Linked DNA regions of Mus musculus: region 2 is linked to region 1. Evidence: chromatin contacts called from ENCODE POLR2A ChIA-PET data. All regions are on one chromosome and are shown on one strand. Each heading gives the region's core, a stretch centred on a gene start or an enhancer-like site at or near the end of the contact. The rest is flanking DNA. Distances are from core to core; before and after follow the strand shown. Region 1 holds the start of Cops7a (COP9 signalosome subunit 7A). Region 2 holds the start of Spsb2 (splA/ryanodine receptor domain and SOCS box containing 2).

The links. ChIA-PET counts read pairs that join two places held with the same protein, here RNA polymerase II (POLR2A).
Region 2: POLR2A ChIA-PET joins it to region 1 with 14 read pairs in Patski. The contact joins the promoter of Spsb2 here to the promoter of Cops7a in region 1. POLR2A ChIA-PET finds 5 or more read pairs at or near these places in 3 of 5 experiments (Patski and embryonic stem cell).

Annotation. Positions count from the first base shown.
Region 1 is chr6:124,961,484-124,968,067 of GRCm38, forward strand. Cops7a (COP9 signalosome subunit 7A) reads right to left here and starts at 4,029. Exons shown (of 8, transcript NM_001355542.2): 1 at 3,919-4,029; 2 at 3,241-3,445; 3 at 1,139-1,214; 4 at 875-963. The coding sequence starts at 3,402. Gm23851 (a small nuclear RNA gene) reads left to right here and starts at 2,800; the gene lies at 2,800-2,904.
Region 2 is chr6:124,804,110-124,810,693 of GRCm38, forward strand. Spsb2 (splA/ryanodine receptor domain and SOCS box containing 2) reads left to right here and starts at 4,809. Exons shown (of 3, transcript NM_013539.2): 1 at 4,809-4,921; 2 at 5,118-5,860; 3 at 6,160-6,507. The coding sequence starts at 5,197. The coding sequence ends at 6,290. Tpi1 (triosephosphate isomerase 1) reads right to left here. Exons shown (of 7, transcript NM_009415.3): 7 at 6,477-6,584.

The sequences.
Region 1 (6,584 bases), core at 2,779-5,278:
TTTCTGGAAAATGTTGGTTCTAAAGCAAAACCCTATTACGGCCTCAAAAACATCACCAGAAAAGAATAATCTTCCTTCCTTTTCTTTCATGGCGTTCTGACACAGGGTCTCATTCTATAGCCCAGGCTGGCTTGGAACTCATTATGTAGTCCAGGCTAGACTTGACCTCACATTAATCCTTTTGCTTCAGAGTCCCAAGCGCTGGGCCGACATGAGACACGGCACCAGACTCAAAAAGGACAATCCAAAAACATGTGGTAGATGCTCTCCTATGCCCACCTCCCACTATATAGTGAAAGAACGAGTGTGACATCTTCCTGGTGCCATTTCTTTGGCTGTAGCTAAGGAAACTGTTTTTGATCAGCTTGACATCAGAGGATAGATAGGAGGGGTCTGGAGTTTCTGTTTATCATGTTGACTTAGCCATGTTACAAACTGGAATGACCTTGGGGAAGAATCTACAACCACAAGCCTAATTCCAGCAAAAATCACCAGGACTCAATTCTAGTTAACAACTGGGAGAATGTGATATAAAAAGTCTGTGCCCACAGGGGCACACAGGTACTGTAGGTCACACACATCTTACTATAGTAAGTAGAGAAGGACCCCAGTTCTAGCTCTGAGGCTCTGTTGGCCTGGAACTCCATCTGATGAATGAGCCGGCCAGCCTTCTAGTGGCTATTTTTACCCCAATCACAAAAGACGATGACTTAGAACTTCAGTTCAAACTGACAGACTCCTAACTAAGTGACTGCAGAAATGGAGTTTCAGTTCAGACCCAGACAGGGGAGGCCAATGGCTCTCCTTAGACTCCCTGGATTCACAACAGGTCGTCTCTGGCTTTGGACTGGCAGCTGGCAAGGCTGTCACTTACCTTGACTTTGGCAGCCAGAGTGACAACTGACAGATGTCGAAGCTTATTCTTCTGTGCGTCAGTCAGTGGGGGGAGATTCCTGGCTTCAGCTAGAGACAGGGAGAGAAGCCCGGGAATCTTGTTTTTAGCAGTTTCCTACAAGTTTTCTGTACCAATTATGGTCTAACACTGCAGAGGTTCACTTATGGCATCGTAGTAGGTATTTCTTCCAAGTCTCTCCAGAACCACCCTTCTCCTGTCTCCACAGCTCTGGCCCCTATTTACCTAAGTAGTCCGCATAGGTCCCATAGGCAAACACTGTGAGCAGCCGGAAGGTGGAGGCAAAGTCGCTTTCTGCCAGCTGCAAGAACGTGAGGGAGGAAGTGACAAGAAGGCCCTGATCTTACCCCATCCATCCCAACAGTACCTATCCTGGTCCCTCAGCTGCTCATCTCTACTCTGGCCCTTTGCTGCGCTAAGCAGCTAATTCCTACTCTCAGAGCTTAAAACTTTCAGTGTTGTGACTATTACAGGTGCACACGCGTACACCAGACATCGTAAACTGTGTGGCCCCCAGAGGGTATAGTGTGGCCACTGCTTCGCAATGTCCTCATAGTGAGGGCTTACTTCATCCACAGCATCTCCCTTCCTGTCACCCCCACTTATCCTGGCATACCATCCCTGTAGGTTCTCACTTAACAGTCTTTTAACAAGGCATTAGACCCAGCAGAGCTGCAGCCCTCGCAGTAAATAACTGATAAATGGCTGACTTGCTGACATATATTTTCATTCACTTATCTGATCTCTTTCACTGGCATCTACTTCATCCTAACGATATACTTCAGTTTACTGTGGATAAAATCAGCAACAAAAGCCAGTGTTTTGTAAAACAGCAGTCAAAGTAACTTTCTATCCTGATTCAACCAAAGGTCTTCTAATGCTTGGCTCAGTTTAGCCACACACTTCGGTCAGGCTCTCGTGACAGGCTGGTGTCACGAGAGTGGCAATCCACCTGCTCTATGCTTTCTAAGTTCTTGACGCAGCCATTTCTGTGAGTGGTTCTCATTACTGTGTTCATAGCTTTGCTACCGTCTTAGGGCAGAAGACAGCATCTTCATTTTCTACCTTAAATGAATCAGAATGTGTGACACTTTGGGGGTGGGGTGGGGTACCATGGCATAATTCAATATGCTCATTCTTTCTGATTTCAGGGGACTTTAGACTTCCCCACAATGTTACTTCTGTAACCGTGAAGGGAACTGTGTGCTTTTTTAGGTTTTTCCTCATTGCAGTTCTGAGAACTGAACCTATACTGAGCCTTGCAAACTACAGACAAGGGCTCTTTCACTGAAAAGACCCCCACTCCTTTTTGAGATGGAGTCTAAGTTGCCCACGCTGATCTAAAAAGTTGTGGTCCCCTATCTCAGCATCCCAAGTTCCGAAATCGAAGCCAAGGCCTCACAAGTGCTAAGCAACTACTCTATCAGCAGTTAGATTCTCACCACCATTTTAAAGAGAAAACTGAGGGTTTTCTGATCCAGGTTTTCTGACTTATTTTGTTTTTAAGATAGGGTTTCTCTGTGTAGCCCTGGCTGTCCTGGAACTCAATCTGTAGACCAGGCTGACCTACAACTCAGAGATCCAACTCTTTCTACCTCCCAAATGTTAGTGACAGGATTATTAAGAGGTATCACTAGGCAGGCATGGTAGCACAAGTCTTTAATCCCAACACTCGAGAGGAAGAGGCAGAGGATCTCTGAGTTGAAGGCCAGCCTGGTCGACAGAGAGAGTTCCAGAACACAGTTATAGTACATAGAGAAACCCTGTCCTGAAAAAAAAAAAAAAAAAAAAACCAACACAAAAAGATATCATACTGGTGGACAAGCTGGAGTTTATCAGTGGTATTCTTAATGACTTGTTCTTTTGCTTCAAAATTAAAGATTTCTGCTTGCTTCAGCAACACATATACTAAAACTGGAACGATCCCGAGAAGATTAGCATGGCCCCTGAGCAAAGACGACACTCCAATTTGTAAAGCGTTCCATATTTTTAAATAACAAAAAAAATTATGCATGAGACATAGGCAGGGATTTCCCACACATTCAAGGCCACCTTAGACCATAGTTACTAGTTTAGGGCAGCCAGGACTACACAGTGAAATCCTGACTCAAAGTGTGGGTACAGAGGGAGGGAGCACTAAGTTTACAGACCCTTTATCTGTAAGATAATGAAGACCTTTATTTGATTGATTTATTTTTCCATGTTGAGAGCTAATTATCGGTACCCCGATCACCTGAGTGGTTACTGGGTACAAAAAACGAGCCCAGCACTCAAGAGTTAACTTTGGTCCCAACGTTCTTTGGGGACTACCCAGGCAAGCAACACACCTCTCTAACATTAGGCATATCCAGCAGTTCCCCAAACACGTAGACACCAGGGGCCTCCAGCACCTGGTGGATGAGTGTGGCCAGTGCCGCCCCCTTAGCCGACTTGGCAAGGAGCAGAAACTGCTCTTGGTTCTGCCCTGTCACCTTCACCTCCGCACTCATGGCTGCGCCGAGGTGCGGGGCTCTGGCCTCAAGATTTCTGGAGCTGCAAGGAAAGAGGAACGTGAAACTAAAGGTCCCTGGACCCTGCGAGGGTGGTCAGCTCGAAGGGACGGGAGCTGCACGCTCAAGAGGGACCCCGCCACATCCGCAGTGAGTAAGTGGGGTCCTGAGGTCTAAAAGGCAACTCGAGGGCTCCTCCAAGCCAGCCCCATCCTGGCTGCCACGCCCACCCGCTCCGTCATCCCGGGCCCAGTCCCAAGCCCCACCACGTGCACCCCATTGAGTTCCAAGACTGATGAACCAGGGAAGGGAGAGATAGCACATGGTGTCTACCGGACGACGACGAACCCCCACTTCGGGACGCGAGTCGTGCACGTGGCCGCCCCCACGTGACCTCACCTCCTCGCGCCTGACTCGCGGCTCCACCCCCTCCCTTAAAGAGGCAGCCCCGGGACCGGCCGGGGTCTGCGCCCAAGGCCAGGTCGTACCCCCGGACCGACTGCAACCGACGGCTACCTGGAAGCCTCGTCTCCCAGCGCACGGGGCGGGGCGGCCGCTCCGTCACCTCCGGCAGCGGCTCCCAAGCCTTTCCTGCCACCTCCCCGCAGGGCCGCTCTAGCCGCTCGCTTCTATGGCCAGCTTCCGGCCGTACTTCCGCTCTCGGGAGGCGGGTTCCGGGCGGCTCCGGCCTGCTTCCGTTTCCGGACCGCGGGAGGCGCGAGAGCGGCGCCCATCTTCCGCTCTGTCCGTGCATCTTTATGGGTGCGAGAGCGGTGAATGCAGGGTGCGGAGAGGACCTCGGCTCTGCGGAGGTCCGGGGGAGCGACCCTCCCGGGAGCTGCAGGACAAGGCAGGATGGCGGCCCCGAGTTCCTGCGGCGACGTGAGCGTTAGCGGAAGGCGAGAATTCGCAGAAAGAAAAAATAAGGGAGAAAGGAGAGAAACGAGGCTATAAATAGTCCAACAACTTATCCACTCTTTTTAAAGAGCAGAAGAAAAGTTTAAAGGGTAAGGGGGCAGGAAGTGGTAACACATGCCCCCACCCCACCCCCCGGCGTATTGGAGGTAGAGGTAGGGGAGAATCAGGAGTTCAAAACCAGCCTCAGCTCCATCGCAGATTCCAAGCCAGTTTGAGCAACATGAGAACCGGTCTCAATAAGAAAGAAAACAAACCCCCGAGTGATTAAGGGGGAAAAGGAAGTGTATTGGTTAGGCTTTTGAGGTTTTCTTCCCATAGAAGTTTCAGATCGCATGACCAGACTTTTGGCCATGGTTACTACAAATAAATATTGAGTCATTTTTTTAGTCTTTGGATCCCAAATTAGCAAGGAGAAAAGTGTGAGTGGAACCAAGGCAGATGAGGAAATTTAAAAGTTAAAGGATTCAGCCGGGCACTTGTAATCCCAGCATCCAGGAGGCTGAGGCAGGAGGATTGCTATATGTTGGGAGGTTATCCCGGGCTACAGTGTGAGAGACCCTATCTCCCAAATATCATGGTGGTACACACCTTTAATTAGGTGGATTTCTGAGTTGGATCATCCGCCACTAAATAGACCAGGTTTCAAAATGAAACAAAACAAAAATCCTTACAGAAACCATATAAGGAGGAAATTAAGGTAAAGCCAGGTTTACTGTTAGATGATTTGTAATCCTATCACTCAGTAGGCTGAGGCAGGAGAATTGGACCTTCAAGGGCTGAGTTCTGGAACTAACCTGTAGGACAAAGAAATATGGATAGGGTCCAAGTGCATACCTGTCTGATTCCGTCGCTTCCTTCGAGGGATGGTGGTGCATGCTTGTGGTCTAGCACTTGGGAGGCTAAGTCAGGAGTATCTTAGGCCCAAAGGCCATGTGAGCTGCATAGTTCCAGGCTGAGAGTGGGAGAGAGAGAAGAGTTAGAAAACAAGGCAATGAATGGGCTGGAGAGATGGCTCAGCAGTTTAGAACACTGGCTGCTCTTTCAGAGGTCCTGAGTTCAAATCCCAGCACCTACATGGTGGCTCAAAAATCATCTCTAATGAGAACTGGTGCCCCCTTCTGGTCTGCAGGCATGCATGCAGGCGGAACACTACACATAATAAATCATTTGCTTTCTGTCACCATGTGGAAACACCAGCCAAAGCCAAGGCTTTCACATCCTGATCACCGTCCATCCTGGTGGGAAGTCTGGGCAGAGCACGAGGGATGCGATGACTGACTTGCTCTCTAGGGCTCACACTAAACACCTTACACCTCCAGGACTACTTGCCTGGTAGTGTCACCCACAATGCACTGAGCCTCCCACACCAATCATTAATCAAGAAAATAACTACAGGGCTGCGGAGGTGACTCAGCATTTAAGAACATTTGTTGCTCTTGCAAAGGACCTGGTTCGATTCCCAGCTCCCACAGTAATCTAGCTTCGGGGCATTGAATGGGTTATTAGGCACCAGCGATGCACATGGTGCACGTGAGTATTTGCAGGCAAAACACTCAAAAACATAGTTTTTAGAAAAGAAAATAAGTCCATAGATCTACCTACAGGCAATATAATGGGCTCATTTTCTCAACTGAAGTTCCGCGTTTAAGATGACTCTAGCCTTTGTCAACTTGACCAGACATTTTTTTTTTCCTTTTTTTGAGACGGGATCTCACTATATAGCTATATATCATGGACTGTCCTGGAACTCACTGTGTAGAGTGAGCTATCCTCTAACTCACCAAAGGCTGCCTACCTCAGCCTTCCAGGTGTTGGGATTAAAGTTGTGCAACACCACACCTGAGTATAATCAAGATTTTTAAACCACTATTGATAGCTCACAGAGAGAAGCAGGAAGATCAACCAGAGACTATTACAGGTGTTCAGGTGAGCAATGAAGTTGACTTGGACCAAGCAGAAACAGTGGGAATGAGTTGTCGGACTTCAGTGAACATTATTTGCAAGTGGGTTAGATGCAAGGCATGAACAGAAGAGTTTTAAGAGTGACATCATAGGGGCTGGAGAGATGGTTCAGTGGTTACAAGCACTGGCTGTTCTTACAGAGGTCCTGGCTTCTGTTGCCAACACCCACAAAATGGCTCAACTGTCAAACTCCAATTCCAGAGGGTTCTGATGCCCTCTTCTGGTCTCCACGGGCACTGCATGTGATGTACACATACTTGAAGGAAAAAAAAAATAAACTTTATTAGTTTGTTTTTTATTAC
Region 2 (6,584 bases), core at 3,559-6,058, 160 kb before region 1:
ATAAAAATCTTTAAAAAAAGGCAAGGGCAGAAGAAAAAAATGAGGTTTTTCAGTCAATTACTGTTTCAAGACAGGTACCCCAGGTTGTATTGTATCTTGGTCCCCTTGCCTCTGATTCTGCAGTGCTAAGATTTATTTATTTATTTATTTATTTATTTATTTATTTAACATATGTGAGTACACTGTAGTTGTCTTCAGACACACCAGAAGAGGGCATCAAATCTCATTACAGATGGTTTTGAGCCACCACCATGTGGGGTGCTTGGAATTGAACTCAGGACCTCTGGAAGAGCAGTCAGTGCTCTTAACCACTGAGCCATCTCTCCAGCCCCTCCAGTGCTAAGATTACAAAGCATTTCATTAGGTAAATTAAGATATTTTTGATGACTAATCTTGGTGGAATTGGCGGCGCTTAAGAGGGTGTGGCTACTGTAAAGGTTGTGCTCCTTTCTACTGCAGAATTTGGGTGATTGTTGATCTAATGATTTCCTTAGAATTACTCCACAGGAGTAATGTAAGCATGAAAAACTATTTAAATGGGCATTTGCAGTTTACCAGTGTCTACATCACAGAAGATAACTTTTGTCCTTTCCCACCGTGATTAATTGCTTATAAATCCTCAAGGAAGGTGGGGGTCTCTGGACCTTTTTCTAAGGTTTTTTTCCCCAGTGTCAGGTCTAGTACCCTCTGGGCAAGCCGCCCCCCCCCCACCCATCTACCACACACACACACACACACACACACACACATTCAGACCTTGGGGCAAAAACAAAGCAAAATAACAACAACAAAAACACTGCCTGTGGAAAGTCCTTACTTCAGGAAGGTTGGCAGATGAGGAGCAAGGGAACATTTTATCAGGACTGCCACAAAGGAGTCTTTTTTTTTAATGGTTTTTCAAGACAGGGTTTCTCTGTATAGCCCTGGCTGTCCTGGAGCTCACTTTGTAGACCAGGCTGGCCTCGAACTCAGAAATTCGCCTGCCTCTGCCTCCCGAGTGCTGGGATTAAAGACGTGCGACACCACACCCGGCACAAAGGAGTCTTAAAAACAAACTAGGGTAAGTCAAGGCACAGTTAAGGCGTTCTCCTAACTGCCCCCCCCCCCCCAATTCTGGGTCCAGATTGTGTTCTCCCTGCATCCAAGCCTTCTTACGGCTTGCAGTAAATAAAAACTTCCCAGTGTGGTTCTGTTTTGTTTTTAGCTAGGGTATATAGCCCAGGCTGACTCCATCGTCCTCCCTAAATAGCTAAGATTACAGGCGTGAGTCACCACACCAGGCTTCCCGTAACTCTTGCTTTCCCCTCAGGCTTTCCTTGGTCAGCTTTCCTCCAAAAGGTCTTTTCTAGCCCGACCTAGGGCTGCTCCTCTTATTCACAGGCTTTCAAGTTCCCACCCCCAACCCCACCCCGCCTCTCCCAGTCTTAGATCCAGGTTTCCTCTGGTGGAACATTCCAGACCTTAGTGTTAACGCCCGAAGCACAAACTGCGAGGGGAAGGCCCCGAGTGGCGGACCACTAGGACTGGCTGAGGATTCAGCAGCTACACAGTCGCGGTGGGGCATGCGAGATGCCCAGGCTGCCGCAGCGCACACTATGAGCCCACGCGTGACCGTCAGCCTGCATGAGTCAGCTTCCCCACCCGACCCAGCTAGTGCGTTCGTTGCCTTGGTTACGGGACTAGCTCCAAGGGTGTGGGGGCGGGGCCGGAGGCGGGGCCTATGGGCGACCAGTAATCCAAGTTTCTCAACCTCAGCCCAGTTGCCATTTCATCCTTATTGGTGAGTTTGGAAAATAGGCTTCCTTTTCAGATTTGATCGTTTCTGGTTTGCGTTACACATTATATAATACTACTTGTTTTTAATTGTTAATATGTATAAGCATATAAACGCAACCTGCTGAGTTAATTCAGTGTTGCTCCAATGAATATGGTTTTAGGACTGAGCACTGTGGTGTTGGAAAGTCCAAGTAAGAGGGCTCCTCCCTGAGGAACATTGATTCTCTCTCAGCAGCCATTAACTGCCTGCAGCTCTTCATCTAGGGGCGGGGCCTTGTATGATTTTCCGCCTCCTCCTTGGCGTCACCTGGTGGTGTCACTGCTCAGGCCTTGTTTAGGCAACCATATTGCTGCAATGTCGCCGGTGCAGCTTCTCTGTCCTATAAAGAAGTCTCTCAGCAGGTGTTCTAGTCTCCCCTCCACACCACCCCATTTTTACTAGCGCTTTAGTTCTGGCGAGGCTGAAGCTAACTGAATCTAAACCTTCCGTATAAGTCTGTAAAAACTGGAATAGTCTATTCTGAGAATAAAAGGTTGAGTTTTATAACAGACATATTGCACACGAACTCAACAGGGGTCTGGTTAAATAGGGCAGTGTGGCCAGCTTGTCAGATGGAAACTGAACTGGGGTTCCAGTGAGCCCAGTGCGGACTTTCTCTGTGTGGCTTAGATCTGTTTTGTTTTTTTTTTCAGTTAGGATGCATCACACTAAGGTACCTTGTCTCTTTACAACAGGACCCAATCAAAGGCAGCCCAACCATCTGGAATCTGGAAGAAGCTGGGTCTAGCACTCGGAAGGCAGAGGAAGGCGGATATATGAGTTCGAGGCCAGCCTGGTCTACAGAGCAAGTTTCAGGACAGCCAGGGCTAACACAGAGAAACCCTATCTTGAAAAACAACCAAAAGGGGAAAAAAATCAATCTGGAAGAAAAGCTGGCTTATTAGGGCTAATAGTGTGGGATTTAAATATATACAACCATGGCTTGCTCAGCCTGCTTTCTTATAGAATCCAGGACCACCTTGCCCAGGGATGGCACCACCACAATGGGCTCCCCCGTGCCCCACCCCCAACCTCACATCAATAACTAATTAAGAAAATGCCTAAGCCAGGAGTGGTGACGCAGGCCTTTAATCCCAGCACTCAGGAGGCAGAGGCAGGTGGATTTCTGAGTTTGAGGTCAGCCTGGTCTACAGAGTGAGTTCCAGGACAGCCAGGGCTATACAGAGAAACCCTGTCTCAAGAAAATGCCACCACTAGATCTGGCTATAAGGCATTTTCTTTCTTTCTTTCTTTCTTTCTTTCTTTCTTTCTTTGTTTTTGTTTTTGTTTTTGTTTTTGTTTTTGTTTGAGACAGGGTTTCTCTGTATAATCCTGGCTGTCCTGGAACTCACTCTGTAGACCAGGCTGGCCTCGAACTCAGAAATCCACCTGCCTCTGCCTCCTGAGTGCTGGGATTAAAGGCGTGCAGCACCATGTCCAACTGGCATTTTCTCAATTAAGGTTCGTTCCTTTCAGATAACTCTAGGTTCTGGGTCAAGCTGACACAAGGCTACACAGCACAGTTTGTATGCCACATTCAGTTCAGAAGACACCCAACCTCCCTGGAACTGGAACTTATGCACATTTGTGAGCTTCCACTTGGGAGTGGGAACCTGAACTGGGTCCTCTGCAAGAGCAGCCGTGCTCTTAACTGCTGAGCCATTTCAGCAGCCTCACATCAGAATTAAGTTAAAATTAGCCGGGTATGAATCATACCCTTAGAATCCTAGCATCTGAAAGCAGAGCTAAGAGAAACAGGGATTCAAGACCAGCTCTTGGCTACAGAGCCCGTCCTGTCCTAGGATGGGCTACAAGAGACTATTTCAAAGCCATCCAAACAACAATAACTACAACAACAACAAGGTTAAAATTAGGCTGGGCACAGGGTACACACCTTTAATGCCAACACTCAGGAGGCAGAGGCAGGCTGATCAGTGTGAGTTTGAGTTCAACGTGGTCTACATAGGGAGTTCTAGGCCAGCAGAGGTTACAGTCTCTCTCTCTCTCTCTCTCTCTCTCTCTCTCTCACACACACACACACACACACACACACACACACACACACACACGGTGGCATTATGGGATTTTTTTGGGATAAGGTTTCTCTGTCTAGCCCTGGCATAGATTCACTCTGTAGACTAGGCTAGCCTTGAACTCAGAGATCCGCCTGCCTCTGCCTCCCAAGTGCTGGGATTATAGGTGTTGCACCACCACTGCCCAGCCACTTTGGGATTTTTGAACTGTTATCAAGAGGCTTTCGAGGAGGTCAAACTTCAACAGCAACCTCTCCATGATAATGTAGCTAATGATCAAACGACACTCAAAACTAACCCTTAAAGCACACATCCACCAGACAGCGTGCCCACTCGTAGTTCCATTACTCAGGAGGCTGAAGCAGGAGGATGAAGGACTAAGGCTTCAGCAACCTAGGGAGCCGCAGGGGACAGTAGTCTCAATCCCTACATTCTCCTGAACACAGGAGCAGGAGTTCAGGAAGGGTGTCAAGGCCGCTTACTGATCTTAGGGCCTCAGGAATGACTAGCTCAGGCAGAGAGAGCAAAGGTCTCCAGTGGAGAAGTCTACACACACACACACACACACACACACACACACACACACACAGAATCCAAGGCGATGACGTCATCAAAGGGTTAATTCTAGTCTGGGATGGGGGGGAGGGTGGGGCACGCAGCTGTCAGGTGGCTTTGGAAAAATAAACTGCTGAAGAGTCTGACGCCAGGGAGTCCTGGGAGGGACAAGAGGTTACCCACTCAAAGAGTGTGCTCCACAAAGCATGCGCGCTTGTCCACGTCTGGAGTCGTCACTTATTTTTTGCCTGGATTCTTTGTAGCCGGTGGGTTCTCAAGGCGGTAAGTGGTGTGGCCGCCGTGGTCTGGGAGGTGACGATAGGGTTAATCGTCCACAGAGCCCAGGGGCGGAGCGCGGGCGGGCGTCCGCAGCCCCGCTGGAGCCGGAAGCAGTGGCTGGTCAGGGGCGCTTCTAGCCTTCCCTATCTGTACTTCCACAGAGGTCTCTGCGAGCTAGGGGGACAGTGAGGTGCGGGGTAGGGGCCCGGCGTTAGAGCCAGCAAGGGGACGGTTCACGGTAAGGTCTGAGGGAGAGAGAGCTCCTGAGAAACTTGGGGGGCGCGACACAGATAGGGTGAAAGCAGAGTGATAGACCTGGGATGGTTAGGGGACCAAGGGAAGACCAGGCTGGTTGGCATACACCGGTGAACGGATGGGAGTCCTAGGGAAAGATGATGCGCCTAACAGTCCTTTCTGTCTCCACACCACTCCAGGGGACGATCCGGAGCTCAACTTTCAAAAGCGAGACGCCCCAGCAAGCCTGTTTTGAGAAGTTCTTCAGCGGCTCTCCTCATGGGCCAGACGGCCCTGGCAAGGGGCAGCAGCAGCACCCCTACCTCGCAGGCTCTGTACTCGGACTTCTCTCCTCCCGAGGGCTTGGAGGAGCTCCTGTCTGCTCCCCCTCCTGACCTGGTTGCCCAACGGCACCACGGCTGGAACCCCAAGGATTGCTCCGAGAACATCGATGTCAAGGAAGGGGGTCTGTGCTTTGAGCGGCGCCCTGTGGCCCAGAGCACTGATGGAGTCCGGGGGAAACGGGGCTATTCGAGAGGTCTGCACGCCTGGGAGATCAGCTGGCCCCTGGAGCAAAGGGGCACACACGCCGTGGTGGGCGTGGCCACCGCCCTCGCCCCGCTGCAGGCTGACCACTATGCGGCGCTTTTGGGCAGCAACAGCGAGTCCTGGGGCTGGGATATTGGGCGGGGAAAATTGTATCATCAGAGTAAGGGCCTCGAGGCCCCCCAGTATCCAGCTGGACCTCAGGGTGAGCAGCTAGTGGTGCCAGAGAGACTGCTGGTGGTTCTGGACATGGAGGAGGGGACTCTTGGCTACTCTATTGGGGGCACGTACCTGGGACCAGCCTTCCGTGGACTGAAGGGGAGGACCCTCTATCCCTCTGTAAGTGCTGTTTGGGGCCAGTGCCAGGTCCGCATCCGCTACATGGGCGAAAGAAGAGGTGAGATACGGACTAGGTGTGGGGAGATCACTACTCTTGGCAATGGTTTGGGCTGGAAACTCATGGTTGGAGCACAGGAAGTAGGCTTCTTGTCACTTTGGCCTGTCACTTAGATGGCCTTGGATCTAGCTTCACTCCCAATCCCTATTGGATGTGATGCACAAATTCAGAGCCTTTGGGTCTCCCTCAGCTGAGGTGGCGGTGGAAATGGAGGAAGAAGGAAGGGTGCCTGAGCAGGATCTCAAGTTCAAGGATGCCTGGAGTTGCTTACTTACCTTGTCTTCCTTCTCTCTCCGCAGTGGAGGAACCACAATCCCTTCTGCACCTGAGCCGCCTGTGTGTGCGCCATGCTCTGGGGGACACCCGGCTGGGTCAAATATCCACTCTGCCTTTGCCCCCTGCCATGAAGCGCTATCTGCTCTACAAATGACCCAGTAGTACAGGGTGTGCTGGCACCCTACCGTGGGGACAGGTGGAGAGGCACCCGCTGGCCTAGACAACTTTAAAAAGCTGGTGAAGCTGGGGGGGGGGGGCTGGACCCCTTCACCTCCCCTTCTCACAGGAGCAAGACATATAGAAATGATATTAAACACCATGGCAGCCTGGGACAAAGAGGTTTTTGAAGTAAAAAATGAGATGTATTGTCACAACCTGTTTCATTATTGTTTTTTGTTTTGTTTTACACTCCCCCACCCCAGGCTAGAGCCCCATCACTGTCTTAAGG